2 separate regions of the Homo sapiens genome follow, and region 1 is linked to region 2. Evidence: chromatin loops called from intact Hi-C (ENCODE). Cell type or tissue: heart right ventricle. All regions are shown on one strand. Links, peaks and the distances in the headings refer to the core of each region. The heading gives the core; the rest is flanking DNA.

Region 1 (4,404 bases), core at 177-4,176, 120 kb before region 2:
CTCTGCCTAAAACGTCAGCTTAGGCAGAGCAGGGGCAGAAGGCAAGCCTCGTTTTCTTAATTTCATATCTGATTGAACATTATTAAAAGAACCGTTAAAGTTATGAAATTCCATGCTCATATTAGGTTTGGGTTGGAGTGGCTAAGGACACATATAAAAAGAATGATTCAGCTTCTCCTTTTCTTAGTAATAACATTTAGTACTCAGATATTGCTTTTCATCTCCATCGTTCTATACAAACATTAACTGTACAATTTCACTACATTAACTGCAAAGGGAGAGTCAGAGATGGCCCTGTAATTTTGTAGTCACTTTGGTGACATTCATTATCTCTCAAAATGATACACTATACCCCAGAGCCTAGGTTTCATCCTGGTTTAAGGTAGAAGATAAGAAAAGAGGAAGGGAGAAAAAGAGACCATATTCTAAAATAACAGAGATCTCAGATGCTTACCTAAGAGTCCAGGGATATGGCCTGTGGATTAGAATGTGGAATTGGAACAGTTAGCAAGTAGGATGATGTAGCTGAATTTTGAAGAACGGTGTTATGTTTAACATATTACAGTTTTTATTTTTTAAAAAGGAGGAGAGACACCAAATTCAAATGGCTCCTCACAGAGAAAAAGATCCTTCAAATTAAAAAAAAAAAAGTATGTGTATTTAACATAGACAAATAAGCATACTATCATTGTTGTCATTGTTGACAATACTTTTATAGCTCACCACTCCCTGTATCACTTTTAGGCAAAGACCCTCCCAATAATAAAAATAACTATCATTTGTTGAATATTTACTATGTGCTAGGCACCATGCTAAGTATTTTAAATACACACTGATTCGACTCAGTTTTCCCGTCTGTAAAATGGAGGAATTTACCTAGAGCAGTGTCAGCAAACTGCAGCCTAATCCATGGGCTAAATCCACACACTATTTTTGTAAATGAAGTCGCTTTGGAACACAGCCATGCCCATTCATTTATAAACTGTCCATGACTGCTTTTACAACACCTGGGTAGAGTTGAGTCACTGAGACAAAAACTATATGGCCCGCAAAGCTTAAAATATTTATTATCTGTTTTCTTACAGAAAAGATTCGCCAACCTCTGATCTAGAAGATGGTTTCAAAGGACCTTCAAATACAACATCCTATGCTTCTGACTCTGGGTGTTGAAACATCTTTCTCCAGTTTCTCCACCACCTCATTAGTAGTATGAAACAGCAAACACAGTATGTCAGCCTGGACTTATCTGTGTGTTGTTATGTAGGCTTTCATGTTGGTGTCAGTTCTTTAGGAAAATATTCTTCATATTTTAAATTCTATAATAACTCATTTATCAGCCCATTGTTGAGAGCTAACAACTTCAGGTAATTCCATTTTAAACTATATGTTATTAATAACACCCACATCAGCTGTGAAAAAAATATCATTATGGGGCTCTAATAAATTACACCAATTTTTTTTAATCAAATTCTGTCACTTTTTTTAACTTTTATTTTAGGTTCGGGGTACATGTGCAGGTTTGTTTTATAGGTAAGCTCATGTCATTGGGGTTGTTGTACAGATTATTTCATCACTAAGCCTAGTACCCAATAGTTTTTTTTTTCTTTTTTTTCTTTTTTTCTTTCTTTTTTTTTTTTGTTGAGACAGTTTCTCTCTGTTTCCCAGGCTGGAGTGCAATGGTGCGATCTCAGCTCACTGCAACTTCTGCCTCCCTGGTTCAAGTGATTCTTGTGCCTCAGCCTCTCAAGTAGCTGGGATTACAGGCATGCGTCACCATACCCGGCTAATTTTTGTATTTTTAGTAGAGATGGGATTTCACCATGTTGACCAGACTGGTCTCAAACTCCTGACCTCAAGGGATTGGCCTGCCTCAGCCTCCCAAAGTGCTGGGATTACAGGCGTGAGCCACCGTGCACAGCCCAGTAGTTATTTTTTCTGATCTTCTCCCTCCTTCCACCCTCCGCCTTCAAGTAGGTTCCAGCGTCTGTTGTTCCCATCTTTGTGTTCAAGAGTTCTCATCATTTAGCTCCCATTTATCCATGAGAACATGCAGTATTTGGTTTTCTGTTCCTGTGTTAGTTAGCTAAGGATGATAGCCTTCAGCTCCAAATTCTGTCACTTCTTACCTCACTTTCTCAAATTCATTGTTCTTCCTTCTCTCTGCCATCATCATTGCCTACTGTAGCTTCACCCCACACCTGAATTATTACCTGAGCAGCATTCAGCCCAATTCTAGGCACAAAGTAGGAGCCTACATACCTGAAATCCAAAATCTGCCTTTAGACAGAAACAGAACTGGGATGTAAGAATTTTCTTAACATTTTTTGGCTAATTGACACATGGAGTCTAACAGGTGACATCTTGATAGAACACATGATTGGGATGGGAATTTACAAGGCTTTAAGCATCCTTTATCACCATCATTGTTGTTTTAGAAAGGCCTGGGAAAGCAACAAGTTAACAAACAATTTGAATTCCTATGCTCTCTTAGGTTCTACAAAGAAAGATCACCCTAAAATAGCCAAAGCCACAGTGTAGCAAGAACATGAACACACTGCATTACACAATGCTGCCAACTCAGTGTCAGTATGTACACGGCACAGTTTCAAACAAGTATTTTTAGCCCCAGTAAAGGCCTGGTACTAGATTTTGGTATTGTTCATGAGAACCTTTTTTTCCTATTCAATCTAAAATATTAATCATTCCTTTAATTGATAAAATCTCTAACTTTACCATTCAATTTTTTGATAGCCTTCACTGAATTCACTCAAATACTTTAGTACCAACCCAGTAATCATCTAGATTCAGTTATTAATTGCAGCTTATGTATTATAAGAAAAAGAGGTAAAAGTATCACTGTCCTCTTTGAGTGTCAACTTTTAATGTTGTCATCAAAGTATTCCTTTAAATACCACCTCTACCCACCCCCCAGGCAGAAGACCGGACATAAGAGAGAAAGATGGTAAAGAATCCAAGTTTAGCCCATCTTGAAAACTTTACATGTAATTAAAGCTATTTTATTCTGTACTAATGCTTCCCATGATTCTCTAGAAGTAAGCAACTGAACTAAAACAGCTTCTTTTTAATTTTTTAATTATTTTAAGAGATGGGATCTTTCTATGTGGCCCAGGCTGGAGTTCAGTAGCCATTCACAGGCATCATCATGGCACACTACAGCCTTGAACTTCTGGGCTCAAGCAATATTTCTGCTTCAGCCTCTGTGAAACAGCTTCTTTAATTAAGTAGCTATAGCCTCTGTCATACTATTCGTGCTTACCCATTTCAAAAAATTTACTGATTATACCTGCATGCCTCTTGTCTTAGACTTACTTTCCTCTTTCCTTTAGCACACCTGTAGAATGTACATAACTTTTGAATGTGTCTGTCTTCTAATAGGAAGACTCCTATTAGAAAAGGCAGGCTCCAACTAATAGCCCCTTACATCACCATCAACCTGAAGGCCAAGAGCTCCCAAAAAAGACACAAGAAGGTGAACACCTCTGCATTAGAGGCAAAGATCCCATAGCAGGCCAGCTACTCCCTTGTTATTCTGGTAATTGGAGGAGGTTAAAACCAGGAGGGTATGGAGAAATGGCGTAGTGGGAAGAGATGTTCTTGTCTCTTTTATATAAGGCTTATTAAGAAATGTAATACTAGGAACCCATTTGTTGAAAGATCAATTGCTCTGCTATGTGCTTTACAAATAGTATCTCATTTAATCCTCTCAAGAACCTCAGGAGGTAGAAACTATCATGTCCATGTTTACACATGAGGGAACTTAGATGAAACACAGCTAAGCAGTGGAGAACCAGGACTTAAACAGTGGTCTCACTGATTCTCTAAGCTGGGCTTGAGACTGTCTTCGTTTTGGCTCCTGTGACACGTCCTAGGTTTACAAAAGTCAGTAAAAGCTAAGATGCAGAAAGTAAGATCACTGGATGTCCTTTTTGTTACCCCAGAACCCTAAAGCTCTCTGATTATTTTAAATGGGGTCTTGGAACTGGCGAAAACATATATTTTGCAAAAAGTGAGTAACCTACTGGTATTTGGCTTTTGAAAGTTACCAGAAGATCAGAGAAGAGCATAGAACACATTTCCCTTGGTTCTTTCTCATGTGTTAGATTCCCTAGGTCTCAAGCACATCAATGCAGGCCAAACACACAGACAGTAACAACCTCTCTTCTTGACATAGACCTTACAGGAATCATGGGGAAGAGAGAAAAAGCATAGTTCGTGGGCCTTTGGTTATACAAAACAAAAACAAAAACAAAAAAACCTCAGAGCCAAGTTAGGATGTAGGAGCTAGGGAGGACCTAATTGTTCTGCACAATAAAGTGAAAGGCATGCTTTCCATGGTTGGAAGAGTGGAGGTGAAGAAAAGGGGAAGGCTGGAACCACTGAGGG
Region 2 (4,404 bases), core at 182-4,181:
CCAAGGATGGCCTGTGCCACAATTTCATCATATTTCAACATTCTAATGTGGTCACATTTTCACCAGCATCCACTTAATGCCACTTAATCAGGTGCTTTCCCCTGGTTTTTCTCTCCACCTATAAAACTTAAGGTTTTATGTGAAAACTCAAGGTAATGATAGCTGCTAAAAACACATATTTCTCCTGAGTTAGCTGCATTCTTCCATTCCTGCTTCTGCTCACAGTACTCAAAGTGATATTTATTTTTAATTTTACTATTTTTTCTAATTACCTAGGTAATATATATTTCACTTAGAAAACATCAAAAATATAGAAAAACACACAAAGTAAAATTAAAGGTTGCCTGTAATCTTATCATTCAGATATATCTCTTAATACTCCTAAGATGTTCATCTTTTTCTTTATGGCTTCTGCCTTTGCTTTATAAAAAGCTTTCTCCATCCCAAGTCAGATAAATTTCACCCGTATGTGTTCATTTTTTATTAAACATCTCATATCTGCAACTTAAGTTCTTTTAAACTGGCCTTGATTTTAAAAGTTCAGAGTCTATTAACTTATGCTAAATCATGTGGCTGCTTTAGATGCCAGAGCATTGGATAGGGAATGGAAAATTGAACTGGGAAATGGGAGTAATTGATCTTCACCAATGGACCCAGCCTCTCTGTGGCTAAATTCCCCTGTGTGTAAAAATGCAGGAAATTACATTTGGACCCCAAATTTACTTTTTCCCTACTTTAAAATACATCATATACACAGAAGGCAGCACAGTGTCATGAACAATAATAAAACAAATGCCCACTAATCCACACATGGATTTTGACAGCATGTAACAATTTCCCTGATTTCTAATCCACTTAAAAAGTGGTGGCCCCTCTTTTTGTGCTCTGACAGTTAAGACAGTTTGCATAGCTCATCTCTCCTTGGAGGAACTTGTCTCTCTTTTGAATTAGCTTACTTGGTTGCCTCAGAAGCTATTCTTTCTTACGGGCTCAACAAAAGTAATGATTTTGTCATTTACCTGTCATTTTCATTGTTAGGGTGAGAGTGATGAGCTTTGCAGCTATATCCTAAGCAGAAGTGTAAGTATATTTCAATTCCACCTTTATCCTATATCAAATCTATATACTTGAGCCTGTCTGGGAGGCTACATAAGAATCATGCTGCTTTAATAATAAACCTTTCTTCCTAGCAATGTAAGTCACCCCTCAATCTTCCAAAATTTCTTCATCCCTTTATTAAGCTTCCCAGGTGACTTTAGAATTATATTCTCTAGTTAAAAAAATGCTTTTGACATTTTTATTAGAATTGAAGTGGTTGAATTCTTGAGTTATGCCATTCAAGAATGGGTATGCCCTATCATTTATTCCAGTCTTCTTTCAAATCCCTCAATAAAGTTTTACAGTTCTATTTCTATGGGTCCTGCCTACTTATGTAAGTTTGTTCCTAGATATTTTATATTTTAGTTTCTATTTTTAATACTTTTTAAAAATTATCTTTTCTTTTGAGTTGTTGATTTTGAAAGATAAGCTTTAGCTGGGCACAGTGGCATGTGCCTGTAGTCCTAGCTACTTGGGAAGCTGAGGTGAAGGGTTTGAGCCCCAGAGCTTGAGCCTGGGCAACAGAAACAGTGAGACCCCTGTCTCTTAAATAAGTGTGTGTGTGTGTGTGTGTGTGTGTGTGTGTGTGTGTGTGTGTGTGTGTGTATGGCATATTGATTTTGTAACCAACTGCCTTATTGAACTCTACTTACTTCAAATATTTTTTCTGTTTACTTTATTAGATTGCTAGATAGGCAATTATATGTAAATAATAATTTGCCTCCTCCTTTCCAAAGATTTTTCTCTTATTTCATTTGTTTTACTGTTTTGGCTAAACTTTCAGAAAATATTAAATGATCATGGATAGTCGGCATACTTGTCTTATACCTGAACTTAGCAGGAAACACCAGAGCTTCACTTTAAGTATGGTGATACCTGTGGCAAAAACAATAAATCAGCTTATTCAACAATTCCCTTCTCTTGCATTTGAGAAAGAAAAGAAAAGAGCAGCCCTTGACATTCAGAAGCTGGCCAGGCACTCACAGCTAGGCCATGCTGCCCTCTGTTGGACATAAACCATGTCACAGAATATCAAAGCCAGACAAAGTTACTCTGGGATCATGATTCAATGAAATAAGGCGAGTCCACACCATCATTTTGCTGAAGCTCAGAAAAAAATAAGTTCACTGTGCCCCTCACAAAATACCAAACATTCCTCTCTTGTGGCCAAAATGAGTAACTGTTAACTCTTTACCACTTACCCCTTTTTTTCACTCATTTACCCTCCTTGATAAAACTTGAGATAATCATATAATTGCACCTGCTTTCTAACAGCATCCAATTTAGAAAAAAATACCTGCTTTCTTAGCCCCTCCACAAATCACCCAACCAATGCCCAAATCCTATAATAGGTTCTAACACCTCTTATTGAGACACCCCATAGCTCCCCATGGTGTGTTTTCCCTCGCTGCAACAAGTAATAAACCCAACTTGTTCAACTAGAGTTGTATTTGTGGTGGTCTCTGACTGGAGGACATTGGCATGCTTTAGAAACCAGAAAACTAAAAAGTACATTTCTGTACTTACAACTAAGGTTCATTCATATAATATATGCCAGTCATTTATGCCCACACTGATTCAGAGATGGAAGAGAACAATGTGAGGAGGTGGTCACAGAGTAGGAGATTACAGATTCTATTATACCCAGACAGTACACAGGCATCTGGCCCTTTAGGAGCAGCTATGATGGAATCCTAGTCTTTCCACTAGAACAGCCCTATTGTAAGGAGGTATGGTTTTCTTCCTATGTCATCTGATTGCATTGTTCCTGGCTATGTAGCTTTAAAATCTAGTTCTTGGGCCACTTAGAAATTATTTGAGTGATCCAATACTCTTTTAATAATTTATTTTTGCTTACATTAGTCTTACAAGATGATGGAATGGGATGCTTGCTGCTTTAGCATGGTGTCTCCGACTGAGTTACCACTACAATAGGTGTCAGGATGCCAAAATGATTGTGAGAGCATCACTTCCAACTCCCAGATCTTACTCATCTTTCAGCCAATTCTAACCCACAACCCTACAGAGAAGAGGATTCTGAGAAATGTACTTCCAGGTTGGCTACGATACAGCACATTCCTACAAAGGATTCTTTTTTTTTTTTTTTTAACTACATAGGATTCTCAATCTTCTCTGTATGCCCTTTTCCCACATTGAATTTTTTCATTTGTATTTGATTGAATTCATAGGTCACGTCCACTTTAATGATCCTTTTTCCCCCAAAGAACCAAGAGTTAGGAGTGTTCAATTATCAAGTAGCTTGAATTATATTTAAACTTTTTTTAAAAAGGAACAAATTTCTAGTTTTAAGGCAGTATGATTTTAAAAAGTTATTTATATAGTTTCTATTTGAAAGAATCTATTAAGGTTCCTTTATGATAACCCTAGAATCAATTTCATAAATTTTTACAGCCATTTAAAAAGAATAGGTATTTTCTGTAGGGTACAAAGTTTGAAATATTTATCACACCTATTACTGTGTAACAAACTACCTCAAATCTCAATGGCTTAAACAATAAGCAGTTACTATTGTTCATGACTCTGTAAGTCAGTTTATAGTGGGTTTTCTCATCTCAACTGGGCTCATTCATGCTTCTATAGTCAGTTTTTCATGGGGTAGGCAGCTCTGTTGATGTGGGCTGGGCTCACTCACATGTTTAGGAGTTGGCTGGCTGGCTCTCAGTGGGTGATTCATTGCTCTCTTCCATGTGGTCTCTAGTCCTGCAGCAGGTTAGCTTAGGTTTGTTGACATGGCAGAAGCAAAGGTCCAGGAAAAAAAGAGGAAGCAAACAAGACCTCTGAGGCCTAGACTGAAAACTGGAAAACTCTCACTTCTGCTACTTTCTGTTGGCCAAAGAAGTCACAAAGCCAGCCCAGATTCAAAGACTCCACCTCTTAATAAGAGGAGATACAAAGTCACATTGCAAAGAGCATCAATATATGAAAAGAGTAAAGAACTGTGACCATTTAGATAAACAGTCAAATAGAAAAACCATTTAAATCAGTATTTCTTATATTGGGGTCCACTGTGGACACATGCAATTTACAAATGCTCTTCAGAAGACTTGTACATTTTCTCAAATTGACTGCATGTGTAAACAACCTTTTTAGGGTCATTTAACTTCTTCCTTAAATTGCACTTTGAAATTAATATTGCCATTCCTTCCTTTCCAAAGTAGAATTTGTATGAGCCTCCTTGGGCCATATGTGAAAATAATCATTCAAGTCCCTATTGGATATTTTTAAAAATTTTATTTTAGTGCACAAGTATAATTCATCTACCAATATTTCCTTGCTTTCATTCAA

What was found. Hi-C counts contacts between places; a loop is a spot of excess contacts. Peaks named below come from ENCODE experiments on the same cell type or tissue, not always from the same donor. Only the 100,000 strongest peaks of a DNase experiment are listed, where the experiment ranks them.
Region 1: a loop joins it to region 2, with 11 times the contacts of the local background. A loop is called at or near these places in 2 of 110 quality-filtered maps.

Annotation. Positions count from the first base shown.
Region 1 is chr5:155,092,803-155,097,206 of GRCh38, reverse strand. No RefSeq gene overlaps it. Among named protein-coding and RNA genes, the nearest start is that of KIF4B, 81 kb to the right of the region's middle. In heart right ventricle, for the core only: no CTCF peak of the experiment used is centred there; no DNase peak of the experiment used is centred there; H3K27ac peaks cover 2,746 bases.
Region 2 is chr5:154,970,372-154,974,775 of GRCh38, reverse strand. No RefSeq gene overlaps it. Among named protein-coding and RNA genes, the nearest start is that of MRPL22, 32 kb to the right of the region's middle. In heart right ventricle, for the core only: a CTCF peak has its summit at 2,106 (motif pointing left); a DNase peak (open chromatin) is centred at 2,088.